Linked DNA regions of Homo sapiens: region 2 is linked to region 1. Evidence: chromatin loops called from intact Hi-C (ENCODE). Cell type or tissue: uterus. All regions are shown on one strand. Links, peaks and the distances in the headings refer to the core of each region. The heading gives the core; the rest is flanking DNA. Region 1 overlaps NEURL1-AS1 (NEURL1 antisense RNA 1). Region 2 overlaps SH3PXD2A (SH3 and PX domains 2A).

Evidence for each region. Hi-C counts contacts between places; a loop is a spot of excess contacts. Peaks named below come from ENCODE experiments on the same cell type or tissue, not always from the same donor. Only the 100,000 strongest peaks of a DNase experiment are listed, where the experiment ranks them.
Region 2: it touches region 1 in a loop (3-fold over the local background); 4 of 110 quality-filtered maps call a loop at or near these places.

Annotation. Positions count from the first base shown.
Region 1 is chr10:103,483,270-103,488,639 of GRCh38, reverse strand. The region is part of intron 3 of NEURL1-AS1 (NEURL1 antisense RNA 1); the gene reads left to right. Among named protein-coding and RNA genes, the nearest start is that of CALHM3, 6.7 kb to the right of the region's middle. In uterus, for the core only: a CTCF peak has its summit at 2,783 (motif pointing right); DNase peaks (open chromatin) are centred at 1,349 and 2,599; H3K27ac peaks cover 3,559 bases.
Region 2 is chr10:103,683,587-103,688,956 of GRCh38, reverse strand. The region is part of intron 6 of SH3PXD2A (SH3 and PX domains 2A); the gene reads left to right. Among named protein-coding and RNA genes, the nearest start is that of SH3PXD2A-AS1, 61 kb to the left of the region's middle. RefSeq lists enhancers at 2,287-2,336, 4,967-5,036. In uterus, for the core only: a CTCF peak has its summit at 2,600 (motif pointing right); a DNase peak (open chromatin) is centred at 2,616; H3K27ac peaks cover 3,705 bases.

The sequences.
Region 1 (5,370 bases), core at 97-5,096:
TAGGATGGAATGGGCCCTATGCCATCTTATTCCCAGGTATTTTTGGGATTCAGCTTCACTCATTGCCCAGTGACCATTTATTGAGCACTACCTGTATCCCTGGCGCTGATGAGATGCAGTTTCCTTGCTAGCACCATGGGGCAGCCTGTCCTCTGCTTTTTGTGCACTCCAGTCCCAGTTCCCCACCTCCCAGGCCCAGGTTCAGAGCTGAACATACAGCAGGTCTGACCGCATAGCTGGGCTGGGCACGTTGCTCTGAGCTCCAAACTTTTTTGATCACGCACCCCTAGCAGTAATAAATTTTTAAAGTGTGTACACCAATATATGTATATTTCTTTATTTATAATTTCTAAAAATGCACTACTGTATTCATATTATGTATATTATGAAACATAGACTAATGATATTGAAAAAGGGATCATCTTGCCCTCCTCCTGGGGTGCACACACACTCTAGACTAATAATTCTCAAACTTAAACGTGCATCAGAATCATCTATGAGGCCTTGGGGAGAGGGGGAGAAAGTTACTAAAATGCAGACTCCCAGACCTCACCCCTTGAGACTTAGATTGAGCAGAGTATGATACAGGTCATTTATTGATTACACATTGGGAAACTGCTCCACATGGTCACATGTTCTAGTTGTGAAGACGGTGTTTAAAGAAGGCCTACAGGCTTTCTCGGGGGAAAGCTGGACACCCCATGGGGACCAGGCCAGTGCTGGCTGCCACACAAGCAGGGCTAACTTATTGGAAGAGGTGACTGTGCAAGGAGGTAGCAGGGGTGAATCCCAGCCCCTTCCTCTGCCCCACAGACAAACTTGCCCTCTGGGAGGTGGCCCCTGAATCCAGGATCAGTTGTGAGGTCTTCATAGACCCCCAAACTCTTATTTTGGAGCCCAACCCTGTCAGGCCAAATGTACTAAAATATACCGCATTCCACATTAAACATCATTTTCTTGCAGTAAACATTTTGAAAGGATTTTTACAAATTTGGCTTTTGGAATCACTGGATGACAAGGGACTCACTGAATTTACAACTGGTTTTATTTCTAAGCAATCATGCGTGTGCTGGATGCCTTGCCAAGTGAGAAAAAAACTATGTTTGTCTTCAAATATAATGAAATGTTTATGAGTACTACATTTAGCAATCAATGACATTGATACAACAAAGGCATTTAAGTGAACATTTATTAATTTTGGTTTGAAGTTTTCCTTTCATAACTTGAGGACAGTAATGTTTTTTTCTGGTCTCAAGCAGATGCTTTAAAAGTTCATAGGCTTAAGTACCCATAGCACCCATGGAAAAAATCCAGACCTGAGGCCAAGCACTCCCAAGACTGTATCTGAAAGGACGGAAGGAGGTTCCTCCATGAAGCAGAAAGGAAAATGCCCAGTGTTGGCCGGTCACAGTGACTCACGCCTGTAATTCCAGCACTTTGGGAGGCCGAGGTGGGCCGATCACCTGAGGTCAGGAGTTTGAGACCAGCCTGGCCAACATGGCGAAACCCCATCTCTACTAAAAATATGAAAAATTAGCCAGGCATGGTGGCTCATGCCTGTAGTCCCAGCTACTTGGGAGGCTGAGGCAAGAGAATCACTTGAACCCTGGAGGTGGAGGTTGCAGTGAGCTGAGACCCCACCACTGCACTCCAGACTGGGCAACACAGCAAGACCCCATCTCAAAAAAAAAAAGGAAAAAAAAGAAAATGCCCAATGTCGGAAAGAGGACAGTGTGTCTCCATCTGAGACAGTTGTGTACTGACTTCAAAGTCCAGCATCAGTTGATCTATCCCAGGGCCACTTGCTCAGATAACTGTGACAGGTGACATTTATGAAGCACTTACTCATGTGTCCCAGGCCTTGGTCTAAGCACTTCAGATGCATTAGTTCATTTAAGTCTGGAAACAACCCTGTGAGATAGGTACTATTTTTGTTCTTGTTATTATTACTATTATTATTCCTATTTTACAAATAAAAATCCCGAGGCTTCAGGAGGCTAAGTCACTTGCCTAGGAGCTGATGGGGGAGGCGTGGAGGCACAGCCCTAGGACAGCCTGAGTCCTGATTCCCATGATACTGTGCCTGCACCAGGGTGGAATTCCTTCACGTCCCTAGCCTGAGGGAGACACCTGTGGCAAAGGAGGCCTCCTCACTGAGCTCCTGAACCAGCCCCCTCCTGCTTGAGGACACCTAAGATGCCTGGTGGCTTCAGCTCAGCTTTCTGGAAGTTAGCCAGGGAGCACACAGCTACTGATGAACACAAAACAGAGTAAAAAGACAATAAAATCAAAGAAAGATGCTCGAAATGGCTGCAGTACCCCCAGCATCCTCTTTTCTCTCACAGATGTTTTAAGTGGCCTTTACTTGGCAGGATGGCCCTTCCAAGAACGTTACAAAGACCAGAGAATCATAAAAGAAAAGTATGATAAATATGACCACATAAAAGTGTAACACTCCTTCATGGCCAAAGTTGAAAGACAAATAGGAGTCAGGAGGCATCTCTCCAAGAAGCCAGCAGCCTTAAATCACACCAAATGCCTTTAGCGTGAGACCCAGGACAGGGAGCAGACTTTTCTCCAATTGCTGCTGGCAGTGTGACATCTCCCTTTCACGCACCCTTCCCCAGAGCAGTCCCAGAGCACACCCAAGGGCAGCTCTCTTCCCAGGGACGATAGCTGGGGGAAGTTTTTCTCATAGCCAAAAGAGCAGACCTGCTGTGTGTCCCGCCTCTCCCTTCCTCTCACCCCAGTTCCTCCCTCCAGCCACCACTAGGTGACACTACAACTCCATTGGAATCCCCTTTGTCTCTGACAAACGTTTTTGGGGAGCCCTCAAGCCATTCAAAACACCTTAAAAATGTTTACCAGAGCCAGGCGCGGTAGCTCACACCTGTAATCCCAGCACTTTGGGAGGCCGAGGCGGGTGGATCACCTGAGGTTGGGAGTTCGAGACCAGCCTGACCAACATGGAGATACGCCGTCTCTACTAAAAATACAAAATTAGTGGGGCGTGGTGGCGCATGCCACTGAGTAGCTGGGTGGTGCATCCCAGCTACTCGGGAGGCTGAAGCAAGAAAATCGCTTGAACCCAGGAGGTAGAGGTTGCAGTGAGCCGAGATTGCGCTATTGCACTCCAGCCTGGGCAACAAGAGTGAAACTCCGTCTAAAAAAAAAAAAAAAGTTTATGAGGCCAGGTGCGGTGGCTCATGCCTGTAATCTCAGAACTTTGGGAGGCTGAGGTGGGCGGATCGCTTGAGCCCAAGAGTTCAAGACCAGCCTGGGCAACATAGTGAGAACTCATTTCTACCAAAGAAACAAAAATTAGCCAGGTGTGATGGTGTGCACCTGTAGACCCACCTACTCAGGAGGCTGAGGTAGGAGGATCACCTGAGCCTGGGGAGGTTGAGACTGCAACGAGCAGTGATCACGCCACTGCACTCCAGCCTAGGCGAGGGAGACCCTGTCTCAAAACAAAAATATATAAATAAATAAATGTTTACGGATTGCTCTTTTCCTCTTTCAAAATGAAAAGAGTTTTGCTGGGAAAACATATACCCTTCTAGTTTCCATTGGCTACTTCATGGTAAAGAAAATATACCGTTGAGGAAACTGGCCCCCTCTTCAATCACTGAGATGTTCCCCTCTGAGTATGTGCCCTTCACTGAGGCCACGTTTTACCTTTCATCCTGAGATGGGGTCTCCGGCAGCAGAGGAGCTCTCCCTGTCATGGTGACCGTAGGACAGAAGGCCAAAGCTCCCTGCAGAGACTCTCTCCCAGGACTGAGGCCGAGGCTCCCCAAACTTCAGCTGAGTCACAGTCCTCCAGAGCACCGCTACTCACACCGGGATGCCCCTCTGGCTGTGTCCAGTTACCCAGTATGGGCATCTGCGTAAGCCCAGCCCCTGGCACTCCGCAGATGCCCAGGGAACGTCTGTCACTACATGGCCAGAGCTTGAGGGTGTGTAGTCAACAACAGAGGTGCTTCCTAGCCTGGCCCTCTGTGCACCCGATCACCCCCAGAGCTGAAACTCTATCCAGGTGCCCTCTTCCCCCAAAGCAGCCTGCCTGTCTTTGCCCCCAGGTCTCTGCATTTGGCCCAACATGTAGTGTCACATGCGATGGTCGCAGGATCTCCTAGCCAGAGCACCAGCCCCGCTTTTCAGGGTCTGGAAACGTCATTTCCGTTTGGGCAGAAAATCTACCTTTATAGTTTCTTAGTCATGTAAGAGGGAAGAGAAAATAATATTCTAAAATTCAGGCTTATTTATCTCTTCTTAGAAAAACAGGAGTTAAAAATATATTATGGTCGGGCACCGTGGCTCATGCCTGCAATTCCAACACTTTGGGAGGCCGAGGAAGGAGAATCACTTGAACCCAGGAGGCTGAGGCTGCAGTGAGCCATGATCGTGCCACTGCATCCAGCCTGGGCAACAGAGTGAGACCCTGTTTCAAAAAGAAAAAAAGTATTATCAACCAGGGAAACAGTTCCATGTTCTGTTCCTCAGTCAGAAACAATGTTAAGATTTAAACCTGATTATTTTGTTTTATGTCAATAATAATACTTTAATATTATTATTATTACTATTTGAGATGGAGTCTCGCTCTGTTGCACCCAGGCTGGAGTGCAGTGGTGGGATCTCCGCTCACTGCAACCTCCGCCTCCCGGGTTCAAGTGATTCTCTTGTCTCAGCCTCCTGAGTAGCTGGGATTATAGGCACACACCACCATGCCCAGCTAATTTTTTTTTTTTTTTTTTTTTTTGAGACGGAGTCTCGCTCTGTCGCCGAGGCTGGAGTGCACTGGCGCGATCTCGGCTCACTGCAAGCTCCGCCTCCTGGGTTCACGTCATTCTCCTGCCTCAGCCTCCCGAGTAGCTGGGACTACAGGCGCCCGCCACCACACCCAGCTAATTTTTTGTATTGTTTAGCAGAGACAGGGTTTCACCATGTTAGCCAGGATGGTCTCGATCTCCTGACCTCGTGATCCACCCGCCTTGGCCTCCCAAAGTGCTGGGATTACAGGCGTGAGCCACCGCGCCCAGCCAATTTTTTTGTATTTTTAGTAGAGACAGGGTTTCACCATGTTGGCTAGGTTGGTCTCGAACTCCCGACCTCAGGTGATCCGCCCGCCTTGGCATCCTAAAACGCTGGGATTACAGGCATGAGCCACCACATCTGGCCTGCTTCATTCTTTTAATGACTGCATGGATCCCATTTTATGGCTGTGTCATATTTTATTTAAACAGTCCCCTGTTGATGAAATTTAGATTGCTTCCAGTTTGATTGTCATTAAAAGAGCTATAATGAACATTCTTGTTTGTTTATCATGGCTCCTTCTGCAAAGCTACCCATGGGATGAATACAGACTTT
Region 2 (5,370 bases), core at 256-5,255, 200 kb before region 1:
AGTTTGAGGTTGCAGTGAGGCATAATTGTGCCACTGCACTACAGCCTGGGCAACAGAGAGAGACCCTATCTCTAAATAAATAAATAGGAAGGAAGGAGGGAGGGAGGGAAGAAGGGAAAGAAAGAAAGAAAATAACATACTTTCCTGCTTAAATTCCCCCAGGGACTCCATCCCACCCAGAACTAATTCCCTACCCTGGCTCACAGAGCTTGTGTGACTTGGCCCCTGGCTGCCTTCCTGACCTGGGCTTTACCCCTCTTGTCCCCGCCCATCACACTGCTCAGCCACACCAGTCACCTTCTGCTCCTTAAACGCATCAAACACATTCTTCTACGTGGCCTTTGTACTTGCTCTTCCCTCTTGCCTGTAATGTTCTTCCCTGATCTTTCACATGGCTGGCTCCTTAAGATTTCTGCTTAAAACTGTCACCTTCTTAGCGAAGCTGCCTGATCCTGCACTGTCCAGCCTCCCCCGCAGATTACTCCTCTTCTTCCCTCCTCATCGCTTCCCACACTCTAGTGATCCTGTGTGTTTGCTTGCTTCTTCTCTGTCTCCCACCACCTCAAGAGCAAAGACCTTGGCTGCAGGGCTTGCACCAGCCCCAGGGTCCACTGGTACTTTTTGAATGGGTGGGTGGATGGAAGAAAGCATGCATGAATGAGTGAACCTTGTGCAGGCTCAGGAAAGAAAGGTCATTGTGGCTTTAAATTGGGGATCATTGCCTGGAAAGAGGAGACATTTTTCTGGTTTGGGAGCAGAGAGCGGGAGGCTTTGGTAATCCAGAGAGAGCACATGCACAAAGGTAGAGGGATAGGACTAAGTGTGGCTTGTTGGGAGACTGACCTAACTGAGCATCAACTATGCCAAGCACTGCGCAAGGTGTCGAGGCTATAGGAACGTGCCTTTCTACCCTAGAGAAGTTTGCAGTCTGCTGTGGGTGATGAGCTATATAGAAGAATGTACTATTAGATGGAGGGAAGTGAGGGAGCAACATGGTTACCTGAGGAAGAGCAGTCCAGGCCAAGGGCACAGCAAGTGCAAAGGCCCTGGGGTGACGGTGTGTGCTGGCTGCTCATGATGCAGTAGGGAGGCCTGTGGCTGGGATGAAGAATAGTGGAGGGTAAAGTGGAAAGAGGTGAGAGCAGAGATGTAGCTGGCAGTGGGGAGGGAATAGGGTGAAGCAGCACCATGTAGGGCCTTGCAGGACATTCTAAGGATTTTGACTTTCATCGAGTGAGATGAAGATTCACTGAGGGGTTCTAAGTAGAGGCAGGGACATGATCTGGCTTCAATCATAGAATGATGGGGATTGACTAGGCAGGATGGGTTATGATGTGCAAGGTCGCAGGGGGCTGCTAGCCAGGTGAGATAGGATGTGGGCTCTGGCAGCAGTGGAGGGGGCAAGGCACTGCGGGTGTTGGACAGACTCTGATGATTGGATGTGGGCCTCAAGGGAGAGTTTGTGTGGGAGCTGGGAAACAACTGCATCAGGTTGCCTGGGGTCCCACTCTTAGGCCGACAACTTGCCAGTCATGTGACTTGGGCAAATCCCTTCGCCTCTGAGAACAGATTATCTCACCTGTTCTGTTGTATCAGCCAGGGTTCAACTAAAGGAACAGAACGAGTGGGAGGTATATATTAAGCGATGTAGTGTAAGGAACTAGCTTACACAATTGTGGGGGCTGGCTAGGTAAGTCTGAAATCCTATGGCAGGTCATGAAAGGGGGCAGGCTGGACCCCCAGGCCCAGGCTGGAGCTGCTGTCCGCAGATGAAATGTCTTCAGGGAAACCTTCACTCTGCTGAAGGCCTTTCAGCTACTGACTCAGGCCCACCCAGAGTGTTTTAGATAATTTCCCTTACTTAAAGTCATCCGGTCATGGTCTTTAATAACTATAAAAATACATTCCCAACCAGGCGCAGTGGCTCATGCCTGTAATCCCAGCACTTTGGGAGACCGAGGCAGGTGGATCACCTGAGGTCAGGAGTTTGAGACCAGCCTGGCCAACATGGCAAAACCCCGTCTCTACTAAAAATACAAAAAATTAGCTGGACGTGGTGGCGGGTGCTTGTAATCCCAGCTACTGAGGAGGCTGAGGCAGGGAGAATCTTGAACCCAGGAGGTGGAGGTTGCAGTGAGCCGAGATCATGCCATTGCACTCCAGCTTGGGCAACAGAGCGAGGCTCTGTCTCAAAAAAAAAAAAAAAAAAAATTCCCCAGCAACACCTAAATTAGTGTGTGATTGCATAACTGGGGACAGTAGCTTAGCCAGGTTGATGTGTACCACCTGACCATCATACCTGTCAAATGGGGTTGTTATAGTAGCAGCGACCTGGCTTGCCCCAAAGTGCACAGGGTTCAAGGAGGTGATGCCCTTTGAGGGGTTTTGTGCTGTGCCTGGCAGTAGGAAGGGCCTGTTGTTGTTAGCTGTTGTTGCTTCCCCAAGGTGGGCACTGCTCCAGGAGCCCCAGTGGGGCTGGAGCAGACTCCCCAGAGCAAGGGGTTCTCTTGAGACCTGCAAAGATCTCATGCCTCTCACCCAGTTCTCTAAAAAGCTGCATTTCGCCAGGGCACCTAGCCGGGAAGTTCTGAGATGCGCCACTAGGGGGCACAGGTGGCCACGGAGCCTCGGGATTGTCAGGGCCCTGGGGCTGTTGTCAGGAGAGCCTGAGGGTTCATCCAACCCAGGAGTCCTGTGGAAGCTCCAGCTCGTTTACATGCAGATGAGGTTGCTCAAGAGTGTTGTTACAAGCTTGTTCTCTTAGGCAAGTGTTGATGTTCCTCATGAAATCCTGTTTACTTTATTCTTCTCCTTGGAAAAGTGGTGAGCTCAGCCCCACTTCTATCTCAGTGATCATAAAACTGTATTATTAGCTGAGTTCATGAGATCAGCATTAATGTAGTTTCACTGCAGAGAAGCAGTGTTGCCTGGGGTTGACAGTTTAGGTTTTGGCAACAGGAAGACAGGGTTTGAACCCCAGCTCTGCCATTTGTTATTGCCGTTTTAATTATTGATAGATTAAGAAAGAAGGGGAGAAGTTGGTCTTTGAGTTGAGACATTTATTTCCATTCTGTGAGACCCAGGAGGGGACGACAGGGCGTAGACTCAGCCATTGCTGAGTATTCCGTTGAGTTAAAAACGTGGACTCTGGAGCCAGAATGCTTAGTTTCATGTCCCGGCTCTGCCTGCTGTGTGATCTTGGGCAAGTCCTTCTCTATGGCTCATTTCTTCACCTGTAAAATAGGGATAATCAGGTTTTTTTCATGGGGTTGAGGATTGAGTGAAAGTTCCTGAAGTGATAACTCCAGCACCGTGCCTGGCCTAGAGGAAGCACTAAGGGTGAAGCAGCTTTTACTATGAATAGGAGGCAGCACCGGAGGGGTTCGTCTCAAACAGGAGAGAGCGCTGGTTTCAGCTTTTGCCCTTTCTCCGGAGTGACTCCTCAATCAGACAGGGGGAAGGTGGGGTGTCCACTATCTCATCATTGCCAGGAGCCTCCCTGCAACAACCAGGGTAGGTGGTCTTGTCCCATTTTATAGACCAGGAAAGGGAAGTTAAGGAACTTGCCCCAGGTCAGCCAGACACAGGATTCTCTTTTTTTTTTTTTTTTTTTTTTTTTGAGACAGAGTTTTGCTGTTTGCCTGGGCTGGAGTGCAGTGGCACAATCTCAGCTCACTGCAACCTCCACCTCCTGGGTTCAAGTGATTCTCCTGCCTCAGCCTCCCAAGTAGATGGAATTATAGGCGTCCGCCACCATGCCCAGCTAATTTTTTGTATTTTTAGTAGAGATGGGATTTCACCATGTTGGCTAGGCTGGTCTTGAACTCCTGACCCCAGGTGATCCACCCACCTTGGCCTCCCAAAGTGCTGGGATTACAGGTGTGAACCACCATGACTGGCCTTTTTTTTGTTTTTGTTTTTGTTTTTGCTTTTTTGAGACAGGGCCCCAGGCTCTGTCGTTCAGACTGGAGTGTGGTGGCACAACCACAGCTCACTGCAGACTTGACCTCCTGGCTTCAAGCAATCCTCTCACCTCAGCCTTCTGAGTAGTTGGGACTACAGACATGCACCACCACGTCCAGTTAGTTTTTGTAGAGACAGGGTCTCGCTATGTTGCCCAGGGTGGTCTTGAACTCCTAGGATCAAGTGACTATCCTGCCTCGGCCTCCCAAAGTGCTGGGATTACAGGTGTGAACCGCAGCACACAGCCTAATTTTCCTTTTTATGAGTTTGGTTTTTAATAAAGTGAATTTGCTTAGAGCAAGACCCGCCCATAAGTTCTGGCCACTATTAAGGGTTAGTCTATGGCCGGGCGTGGTGGCTCGCTCCTGTAATCCTAGCACTTTGGAAGACCGAGGCAGTTGGATCTCCTGAGATCAGGAGTTCAAGACCGACATGATGAAACCTCGTCTCTACTAAAAATACGAAAAATTAGCCGGATGTGGTGGCCCGCACCTGTAATCCCAGCTACTCGGGAGGCTGAGGCAGGAGAATCACTTGAACCCAGGGGGCGGAGTTTGCAGTGAGCCAAGATGGTGCCACTGCACTCCAGCCTGGGTGACAGAGTGAGATTCCGTCTCAAAAAAAAAAAGGGTTAGTCTACCTGAAAAAGTTCCTCTATTCTCCTCCTTTTATAGAGGAAGCTTTTAAGAGAGGGATGGCCACTTGCCCAGGGTATGGGGTGGGCAGAACCTGGTCTTCTGCTGGTCAGCACTCCCACCAAGCCCTGGAACCAGGTGGAAGTGTGAGGAGGGCTGTCAGGTGGAAGTGTGAGGAGGGCTGTCCTGAAGCACAGGAAGCCGGTCTGTGAGGTCTCTGGTACCTCCCTTCCCCGCAAGGTAAATACCTCAGCAGGGCACTAGCAGAGCTGGGCTCTCTGGCCCTCCCTGGGCCTGCCCTGCCCAACCAGCAGCAGAGGGAGATGGAGGGAGACGAGGCAGTGGCAGCAGGCCTCCTCCCTCCAGAGCGCAGGCTTTGTGAGGCTTTCACTTCTCTTAATAGTTTGTTGGCTCCTGGCCCCATGGAGTGCACAGCTCAACTGAGAAGGTGGGACCTTTTCAGGGATTCATTAATACTAGGCAGGATGGCTTGGGATCTGCAAGGTGGAAGGAGGGGTGGCTGGCCATTGTGGGAGAGGCTGGAGATGGCCCTGAAGGACAGAGGAGATTGTGATGGGCTGAAGGGTGTGGGTAGGGCACCCTGCAGGAGGGACAGCCAGGCATGAGTAAGGATGTGGAGCTGGAATGAGTTTTTGCTTTTTTGTTGTTGTTGTGGGTTTTTCTGGTGTTAATTTTTAACATGGGGTCTTACTTAATGGCCCAGGCTGGAGTGCAGTGGTGCGATCAGGGCTCACTGTGGCCTTAAATTCCT